Regions from separate parts of the Mus musculus genome. Here region 1 is linked to region 2. Evidence: chromatin contacts called from ENCODE Hi-C or POLR2A ChIA-PET data. All regions are on one chromosome and are shown on one strand. The core of a region is the stretch at or near the end of the contact, and the rest is flanking DNA. Distances in the headings are between cores, read along the strand shown.

Region 1 (5,919 bases), core at 2,960-5,459, 610 kb after region 2:
AATGTGCACATAAAGATAAAGACAGAAAAAGTAATGTAAATAATAATAAAACTATTAAAATGCTATATAAACACTAATATAAAAACTCTGTGCATCCCATCCCTTCCACATTTTGAATTTTGATATACTGACTTATCTTGCCCATCTCTTCCCATACAGATTTTTAGTTTCCATACAGTGATGTGCTTGACCTCCACAGCATATGATAATATTCATAATATTAGAATATTCTGAATTTGTATAATTACTCTTACTAATGAACTTTAAACCCCCCAGGATTGTTCTCTTGGTTGTTAATTCCTATTTTCTGGAGAGCAGAGAACTTTCAGCATTTATATAGGAAAGTTGTGTGGAGCTATATTTAGTCAACTTCTGAGAGTCTGGAAGTGTCTTTATCCATCCTCATTTCTAGTGTGCTAGGAGGGCGCCTAGACCCATATCTCAGCTGATGTCACTGCAGGTCAAACTATGAATCTGTCCCATATTGGCACAGGTTTCTACGTATCACTGAGATAAGTCTATAGCTCCATCTGATGGAGTCCAAGTTTTTAGCTGGGCTGCAGTATGCTGGCAGGAGGGTGGTGGAAACAGTTCCTGCCAAGGCTGATGCTAACCTAGGCCCGCCCAAGTCTTATAATAACCAAGTCCTGTGTAGTCCAGGGTAGAGGCACACTCAAGGCTATGAATGCAAGCTAGTGCTTGACTTTTTATTACAGTTGTGTACATATCTGCCTGATTTGGGGGCAGGTCAAAAGCTCTCCTGCAGAGCACTGCTTGCTTAAGAGGGACCTTTGATATCTTCTTGGTGTTGATTCACCATGATAGCCCTGCACTGAGCTCCAAAGCCAAATGCAGCTTCTATGCCCAGCAGGCAGGGTCTTGTCATGCCTCTGTTGTTGAAGATTAGGAGGTGTACGGCAACGTCCCCCACTCATTGTGCTAATGTAGCTCTGGGCTTTTTCTGGAGATGCAAGGGTCACAGGGCTCCAAACAGCACCAAGCTTCACCTTGGTGGCTCTGTCCTGGGTTTCTAGGCTAAGGACTGGATTTAATTCTTTCTCTTCCCTCTAGGTGGAAACCATCTTTGCCTGTGCTGCTTGCAGTTAGGAGCAAAGGTCCATGGACAACACTTTCCATCCTGCTTTCTTGATGCATCCCTTTTTAAAAAATAATATTTTTCACAGTATATTTTGGTCATGTTCCCCTCAGTTTGTCCCAGATGCTTCCCATCTCTCTACCCACTGAACTTCATGTGTGCTGTCTGTGTCTGTGACTGTCTGTCTCTGTCTGTCTGTCTGTCTCTTCTTTTCTTTAATCATCCATTATACTAAACCTAGGCACTGTGTACCTTCATCTGGCTTCTGCAGTTGTTACGAAGTATTAACAACCATTTGTTCTATGAATAATTTTCTAACCATGAGACAATGACGATGGAGAGATCCTTCTTACACTCTTGTTCTGTCTCCAGTATCCACACCTGTGTATTATATCTTTAAATCCATGTGTGAGATGATACTTGGAAACATCACCTTCTTTTAAAAAAGTCCTTTAGCTAAAAATTATTTGGACTTTATATAACTGACACTAGAAATGACTGTCACTAGAGTATTCTGTCTCCCCCATGTGTGTGTGTGTGTGTGTATATATACATATATACATAATCTTATATACATATATGTCACATATACATATATATTTATATATGCACATATACATGTATACATATACACATGTATGTACACATGTATATGCACATGTGTGTATGCATGTATGTCTATATGTACACATATATATCCACATATGCATGTATACACATGTGTACATACACACATACACACACACACACACATATATATATATAATTTCCTGCTTTTTCTCTCTTCCTCTTTTTTTCTCTCTTCCCTCCCATGCTACTATTTTGTTATAATTTTTCTTCTTATATCATCTCTTTAGGTGTATTGTTTTTGTTTGACTTTTTTCTATCCTCTTTCTTTTCACATGGTAAGTAATTTTTGTATATATACGTCACTAGTTTTACTTTTATTTGAAATGTATATATGATGATGTACATCCATGCTACATGAAATCATCAAATCAGAGTAATTTGGATTTCTATGGACTTAAATTTTTTGTTATTTCTGTGTTGAGACTCTTCTATTTCATAATTTTGAAATATACAATGGATTTTGAAACGTAGTCTTATTTCTGGGACATAGAAGATGAGAATGTCTTCTCCCATATAAGTGAATTTTGGTACCTATTAGTGAACTAGTTCCTGTCCCATGTCACTCTTATCCCCAGGCCTCCAGTGACCAGTGCCCAATCCACTACTTCTATGACATCAGTGTTGTGTCACTGTATGAATAAGAAGCCCTGTTGTTTGACTTTCTCTGTCTTGCATATTTCACTTACTATAGCATCCAATTCTAACCACATCGCTGACTATAAAAGGACTTCATTCTCTGAAATGTCAGCATTTTATTGCATATAGGAACCACATTTTCTTTGTCTATTCAACCACCAGTGGACATCTGATTGACACTTATCTCTACTGTGAAGAAAAATGATTAAACATGGAGGATTGAGGAGAAAATGCCTTCTGTATCACTATGTAGCCCGACAGCAGTTCATGGTGTAGCTGAAGAGATGCTATTGCCTCTCTCTTTTCATTCTACACCATCCTGATGCTTCTGCCTTTTTTCTAAGTAATTAAAACGATATCCCATCTGAACCTTGACATACTTCATGGAGTACCACTGCTCATGCTTTCCTTAATTGACACATATATTTTAGAGGAATAGCCACCATAAAAGACAGTAGAAACGGGTCATGAGATATGAGTGGATATGGCCAGGGTCATACTTACTTAGAGAGCATATGAGAATACTTATGACAGTCTGGCACATCACCATGTGCATGGCATGACACCCTGAATGACAATTTGTGAAAATGCTGCTATTCTGAATTTGATCTTCTTTCACTATCAGCTGTGCCTAGAATCCATGTGCATTCTCTCTAGAAGGATCACTGTATCTTACTCTCAAACTCCTTCCTTTGCAAAGTTAAGATAGGAATCAACACGCTGCACAATGCCTTTAAACACGATGCTAGGATAATTGTCATGAGTTCATCACTCTCACCTTCCAGTCAAGACAGGAGATGGAACTATAAGGTTTGAGGAAGGGTGATTAAAAAGCCCTTGGTTTTAAAGGACAGTATGTGTTTCAGAATATGAGTGTTATTATGCAACACTTTATTGCTCCCTTTCCCCCTTCTATGCTGAGTCTGTGCTCCTGCCTAGCACCTTCCACAGCGCTCCTTTCACATCCTTGTTCCTCAGCGTATAGATCAGAGGGTTGAGCATGGGGGTGATGATAGTATAAAAAAGGGCAAGAAATTTCCCCTCCTTCTCAGAATACCTGTGGACAGGTTGGAGGTATGTGGAGATACCTGAGCCATAAAACATGGCAACCACAATGAGATGAGATGCACACGTCCCAAAAGCCTTTCTGCGACCAGCCATTGACCTGATGTTCAGCACTGCCCTGGCAATGTGAGCATAGGAGCCTAGAATTAGCAGTAAAGGACACACTAAGATTATGACCCGGGCCACAAACAAATTGACCTCTGTGCCTCCTGTGTCCTCACAGGCCATCTTCAGGAGAACAGGTAGCTCACAGAAGAAGTGATTCAGTTGGTGTCCACACAGAGGCATGGCCATCACAAGGCTTGTCTGGATCAGAGAGTTCACAAGGCCCCCTACCCAGGAGAATACAACCAATGCTCTGCAGAGAACAGGGTGCATAATGGTTGTGTAGTGGAGTGGGCGACACACAGCAGCATAGCGATCTATAGCCATTGCCACCAAAAGCACACACTCAGTTCCTCCCAGTGAGAGCACTATGCAGAGCTGGGCCACACACCTTCCAAAGCTGATGGTCCTGTCAAGTCCAGAGAGGTTGACCAGAAGCTGGGGCACAGTGCTGGCAGTGTAGCAGAGGTCCAGGAAGGAGAGGTGGCAGAGAAAGTAGTACATGGGTGTGTGCAGGCAGAGGTCCAGTTGAGACAGAATGATGATCACGGTGTTGCCAAAGAGAGTCAGAGAGTAGAAAATAGAAATGAAAGCAAAAAGGATGGGTTCTAGGTGAGGCCAGTCTGAGAAGACCACCAAAATGAAGCCCTCTTCTGAACTGGTGTTCAAATTTTCCATAGTCTTCCACCTGTGCAAACAGAAGACAACTCAATGCTATTTATGGAATAAATAGCAGAGGACCCACATAAATAAATTGCAGAGGACCCACATAAAGTTCCCAGCACCCACATGCTGTAATTATTATTCTTAAATGCACCAAAATCTCACATTTTGAGTTGCTACTCTACTCAATCCTGTTGATTCTTCCATTTCCTCTCTGAACCCTCCAGTCCAAAAAAATCTCTTGTTCTCTTTCAAATTAATGACCTTCATTTTTCTTCAGTTGTTTTTATATTTATCTTTCTATCTATCTATCTATCTATCTATCTATCTATCTATCATCTATCTATTTATCTATCATCTATCTATTTATCTATCATCTATCTATCTATCTATCATCTATCTATTTACCTATCATCTATCATCTATCTATCTATCTATCTATCTATCATCTATCTATCTATCTATCTGTCTATCTATCATCCATCTATCTATCATCTATCTATCTCCTATCTACCTATCTACTCTCTATCTACCATCTCTGTCTGTCTATCTATCTATCTATCTATCTATCTATCTATCTATCTACCTATCTAGTCTTCTTTAGCCTGGATGTAACTAAGTTGACAGTGGTGTGACCTCAGATTCAACTAATTCTTGTTGCTTGTTTGTTCTATGACTTTTTCCAGGCTCGGGTCTCTGGTCAGTTCTCTGGATATGATCCTTCATCATCTGAAAGGAGAGGTGATGTACTGTGATCCTTGTGGCATGGACATCAGGATCCAAAAGCAGTAATGTAGAACCTTTATCAATAATCTAGTGTGTGTGTGTGTGTGTGTGTGTGTGTGTGTGTGAGAGAGAGAGAGAGAGAGAGAGGGTTGTAAGTGTTAGAGTTCTGTGTTGTTTTGACTTCCTTTTCTAGTCTCTGAGACAATCTCTTTCAGGACTTTGGATCAAAGAAGTAATCTGTCTGAGTTTGCAGCCTCTGGGTTTTTACTTTCCATCTCTTGATTGATAAATGTGGTAAATAAACCAATTCTTGGAACCTTGACTTGCTTCCATCTGTCCCAAAAAACTAAGTACCATATGAATTTCTTCTGGGAAGAAACATGTATTGTAGTCTCCCCTCCCCCAGCCTGAAACCTGCTTGCTCAGGGGTGGAGCTTCTTGCTCATTCGTTCTGCCACGCCCACTGCTAGAACCTGCGGAGCCACACACGTGCACCTTTCTACTGGACCAGAGATTATTCGGCGGGAGTCGGGTCCCCTCCCCCTTCCTTTATAACTAGTGTCGCAACAATAAAATTTGAGCTTTGATCAGAATGAATTTGTCTTAGCTCCGTTTCTTCTTTCGCCCCGTCTAGATTCCTCTCTTACAGCTCGAGTGGCCTTCTCAGTCGAACCATTCATGTTGCCAGCTGCTGGCGGCCGCAACAATGTATATTCTTTTTGATGAATCTCAATAGTTTGTTGCTCTTGCAGCTAAACATTTTTTCTTTTTATATTTTGTCACAAGAGTGCCTTTGAATTTTTTTTTCCATTTGGGATCCAACCTCCTTGGAAATAGGAAACAGCGTGAGAATGCATACTAATGCCTTCTTTAATGTCACAAGAAGTGATGAACTCATGTCGCTTTTTCATGACACGTGGATCTTAAATGCATTTTCTTGAGTGAGACATTTAATCTTCTATAAACTGTGACAAATACTTTAGCTTTTTTTTAAAAAA
Region 2 (6,040 bases), core at 2,868-5,367:
GCCACTAAGGTGTTTACTCTTCTTTTCACAGAAGATACTCATCCTACTCAAATACTCCTAACAAGACAGCAAGATTGACACCCACCTTACAGATAAAACAAGTGTGTGAGGCTTCACTGGATTGGTGAACTACTGATAGGCTTTATTTCTAAATCAAAACAAGACCCAGTCAGACTTTTATGCCTGAAAACTTTGAGGATGGTGTACATGCTTCAAAAGAACATGTTTTAAAGACAGACCTGACATACTCCCATTTTTAAAAAAAAAAAAAAAAGGTAAAAAATGAGCTGGCCATGGCACATGCCTTTAGTCTCATCTCACTGGGAGGTAGAAACAGGCAGAACTCTTAAGTTTGAGACCAGCCTGGTTTTGTATAGGGCAGCCAGGGCAGCAGTACGGTGATCTCTCAAAAGGGGGTGGAAAGATAAACTTTATCTCTCCCTATCAAGCTATGACTTTTATTTCATCTGAATTAAAGACACTGAATAATTTGAGTATTTACTTCTAAGACCCATCAGCAGTTTTCACTACCATAGAGGCTCAAAGCTCTCCTACTACTTCACATTAGGGTACACACACAAAAAGGCACTGCTCACTAGAATAACTAAAATTGCCCCACCCAACTGCCTGCTTTATTTAATCCAACCCAAGCTTTTTAAAACTCCCAAAAACAATGGCAAAGAATCTTTCTGGAACCCCACCCGAGCTCAGTGGGCTGCCAGTTCTCTAGTAAGCTCCACTCAGCCACAGCCAGCCACACCTTCAATTCTATTACTCCACTAATGTACCACTCCACTAAACATGACTCCTGAGCCGGCGTAGTGGCGCACACCTCTAATCCCAGCACTCAGGAGGCAGAGACAGGCAGCGGATTTCTGAGTTCAAGACCAGCCTGGTCTACAAAGTGAGTTCCAGGACAGCCAGGGTTATACAGAGAAACCCTGTTGGGGAGGGGGGGGGGATGACACTCCATTTGCAGGATCCCAGGAAGCTTTTAGGTCTTTGCCTAAAATAGAGTTGACTACAGCAGCAAAGCTTCCTCTGAATCAAGAAAAACTTATCAGTATAGAAACCTATTAATTACTAAGTTCCAGAAAACTGACCACTGCACTTGGGAGGCAGAGGCAGGCGGATTTCTGAGTTTGAGGCCAACCTGATCTACAGTGTGAGTTCCAGGACAGCCAGGGCTACACAGAAACAAAAAAAGACCACTGCAAGTCTCATAACCTCTAACACTGAAGCATCTAGTCAACAGCTCTATTCACAGAAACCAGGCTTCCTCTTTGCCTCCTATACACCTGCTGTTTTCATTTTTATTAATGGTCCTTGTAAGTATAGTATATGGTGCCTACAGAAGCCACCAAAGAGCATCAGGTCCGTTGAAAAGTGCGTGGTTCTAGGTTGTAATACAGGTGGTTGTGAGCCTCTTGTGGGTGTTAGAGAAGGACCAGAGTCCTCCTGAAGAGCCAGCTGTTTCCAGTCCAGCATTTAAGGGCCAGACCATCCATCTATTTCAATCAGCATTGTGTGCTGTAGAGAAACCTAAGGTCTTACTGACCTAGAAGGATCTCACAGGTAGTCTAATGTAATCTATGCCTCCAAGAGCCAAAAGCAGGTGACAGTTTTGACACCTTACCTTGCTTCCACTGACAGTATGAAATTTCTTCTCCAGAACTTTCTTCACAGGATCTTCCTCTTTAAATGTAATAAAAACAAAACCCCGTCTTTTGTTCAACTTGGGATCTATTGGAAGCTCAATGGCCTCAATCTGTAAAAACATACAAAAGCCCAGGTTTAAACTGATACCCAAAACAATACTGAAAGGTCAGAACACCCCACTAATACTGCATCCAGGCAAGACCAACAAAGACCAAGAAGAAACAAGCCACCCTCACCTCCCCAAACTGGCCGAAGTATTCTCTGATCTTTTCCTCTGTGGCTTCAGGGTTTAGACCTCCCACAAAGATTTTCTTCACAGGGTCCTTCTTCATAGCCATAGCCTTTTTAGGGTCAATGACACGACCATCCAGCCTGTGCTCCTTCTGATCTAAGACCTGTGTAAAACAGAAATGTGTCAGGGTCTAAACACAAGTACATACCAAATGGGCTCAATTCTCTCTGGAGCTAAGCCAGACGGAGTTCCCAGCCCTATGTTCTTCCAAACCTCCCATACAGATAGATGATCATTTGAACACCTGTATCCCAGTCCTGAACAGTAGTCCCAACTTAAGACAAAGCAGCAGTGACAAAGAGCACATCTAGTGCTGAAATCCTCTCTACCCTATAAAGGCATGCACCTTCACTTTCTCTGAGATTTAGGATGCCATCCCTATGTACTTGGATTTAAATAACAACAAAAGCAAAAAAAAAAAAAAAAAAATCACACCTATCCTCATAGCAATCTCAGACTTTAATCCCTACAGTGCAGCATTTAACACCAAGCCCATGAATTGGCACAATAGAGTTAGTAAAGGAAGGCTGAAAAGGCAGCTCTCTAGTTCCTGCCCAGCTCCCTACCCTCCTGCAGGCTTCTCAGTAAGCTTTTTATAGTAGAATTGCAATCGCCCAGAATCACTCAATCTGTACTATCCCTCAAAACGACTCTAAGCTCACTCGTGGCAATCACCTCAACACTGCAATGCCTGAGTTCCTTAGGATTCAGAATCCTAGTAGATTGCTGTCAAATACCCAGCTTACCTTTTCCACACTAGAAGAATCTTTGAAGAGAATAAACCCAAACCCTCTTGATCGTCCAGTGTTGGGATCCATTTTTATTGTACAGTCAACAACCTCTCCAAACTTAGTAAAATAATCCTTTAAGTCTTTTTTGCTGGTATCCCAGCTCAGACCACCAACGAACATTTTTCTGCAAGTGAGAGACAAGACCACAAACCTTAGAAGCTGTAAAAGAATTCTGACACTTTTCCTGGCTGGGGAAGGGCTTATGGAGCCACAGTCCCATGGACCAGTCTGAGATGGTGCCCCCTTTCAAGTTAACCCTTGCGTCGCTCTGCAATCTCGACTCAACTGGAACTCACAGCTGAACGAGACTGTACAGCCACACACGGTACATACGGGACAAGAATGTGACCCATGACCCCTCACGAGTTTAAAATCAGCGTGCCCTGCACTCATGAATCTACTTGAGCTCACGGCCTCCCAAGTACCTGCCCCAAGGAACTCTGGGTTTCCCGGTGCCAAGACCGCCCCAGGGTTCAGGCTGGAACTCCGCCCCTCGACTCGCGGCAGGCTAGGCCCGGCCCGCTGCGCGCCAACTCCGCCTACGCAGCAGAGACGCAGCCCTCGCGGCCCGATTCGCGATCCGCCGCTTTTCCTCTTCCGGGGCCGCCCGCCCCGAGGCCCGAAGTAGCCCAAGCACCGCGCGAGCGGCCCAGATCGGCCTCACAGTCGACCCCGCAAACTCCTGCAAACTCCGAGGCGCGTAACCGCGCCCGGGCCAGGCGGCAAGCGCGCCAGGCAGGCACAGCTCCGCGGGCCGCCCGCCCCTCCCCCCGCCGCGTGGCGCCAACAAAAGACGGCCCCAGAACAAAGGCGGCGGCCCGCGGCCGCACCTACCCCGCGTCCTCCTCGTTCTTGCTGGCGTTGATCTGGTCGCCCTCCGCGCCGTTCTGGTTCCCGCTCGGTGCGGTCGTGGTCCCGCCCCCAGACCCGGCCGAGGCCGCGGGGGCCGCGGCAGCCGCGCTGGGCTCGACCGGGGCCTCGCCTTCGGGGGCGGCCTCGTGTCCGTTCTCGGTGGCGCCCGTCGTCTCCATGGGCTGCTCCTCAGCCGCGTCCGACATGGTCGGCCAGGCCGCAGCGGCTACTGCAACGAGCGGCGACAGCGCGTCAGGCCCCGCGGCGCTCCCCGAGCTCCCGCCCACCGCCCGCGGCCGGGCCGCTCACCTCGCCGCCGATGACGCCGCGAGGCCCTACTCGCCGCAGAAGGCGACGCGCGGGCTTGGCCGCGGTCACGCTCGCACCCCCGAGGGCTCGTCCGCAGCCACTGACTATCGCTCCGCTCGGCCGCCGCCGTACACTGCCGATAAAGAAGACCTTAACTCCGTCCCGCGCGGTGCCACCGCCTGACAATGCCAACTCGTGGAGCTCTTTATAATGCCGAAGCCGGGCACCACCTCGTAACAACGGATACTCTCATTGGGCAAAGCGAACCGCCACTCACCATTGTCCTAGCATCTTATTGGCTGCTTCTGCGCGCGCGCTCTAGATCCGGGCGGGCTTTGTCCTCATTTTAGAACGCGCGCGAGTCGGAGAACTGTCTACGGTTCCGGTCACCGGGCGAGCACGTCCAATGTCCCCAGCTGCCCGGGGTACACGGCAGTCTGTCATCCTATCCCTACATCCTATTCTACACTAGCAACCCCGGCCTCCCAAAAGAGGAGAATGAGCCGGAGGAAGTCCCCTAAATCCAAGGTCGCCCGGAGAAAGGAGCCTAATCTTGGAGTGCTCTAATCTACGGAGTGCTGCGGTCATCGGAGGCCTTCAGCACAGCCTGCTCCTAAACCTCGGCATCCTGAGATGCCAGGGCTCCTGCCCTCTTCAGTGAGCTAGCTGGGGCCATCCATGGAGGCCTGGCGCAGTGAACGTTGGACCGTAGTATTTCCAGTGTCTGCTTGACACCCATAGATACTTAATATCGCATTAGTGTTTAGCTTTGCCTTTAATTTTTATTTCTTTCCTTTGGTTCCGTTTTGTGTTTTTTGAGACCAAGTCTGGTATCCTCCGACTGGCCTTGAACTCTTGACCCTCCATTTTCACCCCCTCAGTGCTGGAATTATGTGCTGCACCACCACTGTGCCTAGCTTAATTTCACTGATTTTTAGATGATCCTAAATGGAAAAATTAAGAGTCTTTTCATGTAGCCCCAGGATATGATTACAGACATGTGTCACCCTGCCTAGTCTGACAACTTGCTTTTGGAAAAATAGCCCTGTTAAATGAGGTTATGGTAAAGAGGGGTAGTTTTCTTTTAAGCATTGACCATAAAACTTTAAAGGCCTGGGTTAGGCCATGATTCCTGTGTATGTGTGCATACGTTTGTGTTGAGTGTAAGTTCTATGCCCTGAGTGTGTAAATCAGACAAGGTATCAATCTTCACTTTCCATTTTGTTCTTTATAATTTTTTTTTCCTTTAAACAAACTAGCTGGCCCACAACTTCATTTTTAGACCTAGGCTGGTCTTGAAGTCACAGAAAACTGCCTGCCTGCCTTCTAAGTGCTGGAATTAAAGGTGTGAGTCATCCAATGGATGGATGGATATAGATAGATAGATAGATAGATAGAGATATATATAGATTTTTTTTTTTGAGACAGGGTTTCTCTGTATAGCCCTGGCTGTCCTGAAACTCACTTTGTAGACCAGGCTGGCCTCCAGGCAAATGGTCTCACAAGCTTTGGAGATTCTCTGTCTCCTCCCACATTGATGGAGTAAGCTGAAGTTAGATTTGTGCTCCCCTGTTCAGCTGTGGGCACTGGAGTCCTGAACTCAGGTCCTCATGCTTGTGCCCACGTGGCCCACTGAACCCTCTCCAGATCCAGAACCTCTTGCCTCTTGACTTTTTTTTTTTTTGGTTTTTCGAGACAGGGTTTCTCTGTGTAGCCTTGGCTGTCCTGGAACTCACTCTGTAGACCAGGCTGGCCTCGAACTTAGAAATCTGCCTGCCTCTGCCTCCCGAGTGCTGGGATTAAAGGCGTGCGCCATCACACCCTGCTTTTATTTTATTTTTGAGACAAGGTCTTTCTACACATCCCTGGCTGTCCTGGAATTCACTATGTAGGGAAAGGCTGGCTTTAAATTTACAGAGATCAGTGTGTCTCTGACTCCTGAGCACTGAAAGGTGAGAAAGTGAGTGTTTTTCAAGACAGGACGTCTCTGTGTAGTCCTGGTTGTCCTGGAACTCATTCTATAGTACGGGCTGACCTCAAAGTCACAGAGATTTTATTTATTTATTTATTTATTTATTTATTTATTTATTTATTTATTTATTTATGTTTGGACTGGGTCTCACTGTGTATCTCATGC

The links. Hi-C counts contacts between places; a loop is a spot of excess contacts on that map. ChIA-PET counts read pairs that join two places held with the same protein, here RNA polymerase II (POLR2A).
Region 1: a map of left cerebral cortex shows a loop between it and region 2 (9-fold over the local background). The contact joins the promoter of Olfr1371 here to the promoter of Hnrnpab in region 2. A Hi-C loop is called at or near these places in 1 of 37 maps with a recorded cell type or tissue (left cerebral cortex). POLR2A ChIA-PET finds 5 or more read pairs at or near these places in 2 of 5 experiments (both embryonic stem cell).

Annotation. Positions count from the first base shown.
Region 1 is chr11:52,209,778-52,215,696 of GRCm38, forward strand. It overlaps Olfr1371 (olfactory receptor 1371), which reads right to left and starts at 4,210. Exons shown (of 1, transcript NM_207253.1): 1 at 3,275-4,210. The coding sequence starts at 4,210. The coding sequence ends at 3,275.
Region 2 is chr11:51,602,764-51,608,803 of GRCm38, forward strand. It overlaps Hnrnpab (heterogeneous nuclear ribonucleoprotein A/B), which reads right to left and starts at 4,118. Exons shown (of 8, transcript NM_001048061.1): 1 at 3,904-4,118; 2 at 3,577-3,823; 3 at 2,698-2,866; 4 at 1,896-2,054; 5 at 1,637-1,768. The coding sequence starts at 3,800. It overlaps Phykpl (5-phosphohydroxy-L-lysine phospholyase), which reads left to right. Exons shown (of 13, transcript NM_028398.3): 13 at 32-501. The coding sequence ends at 78.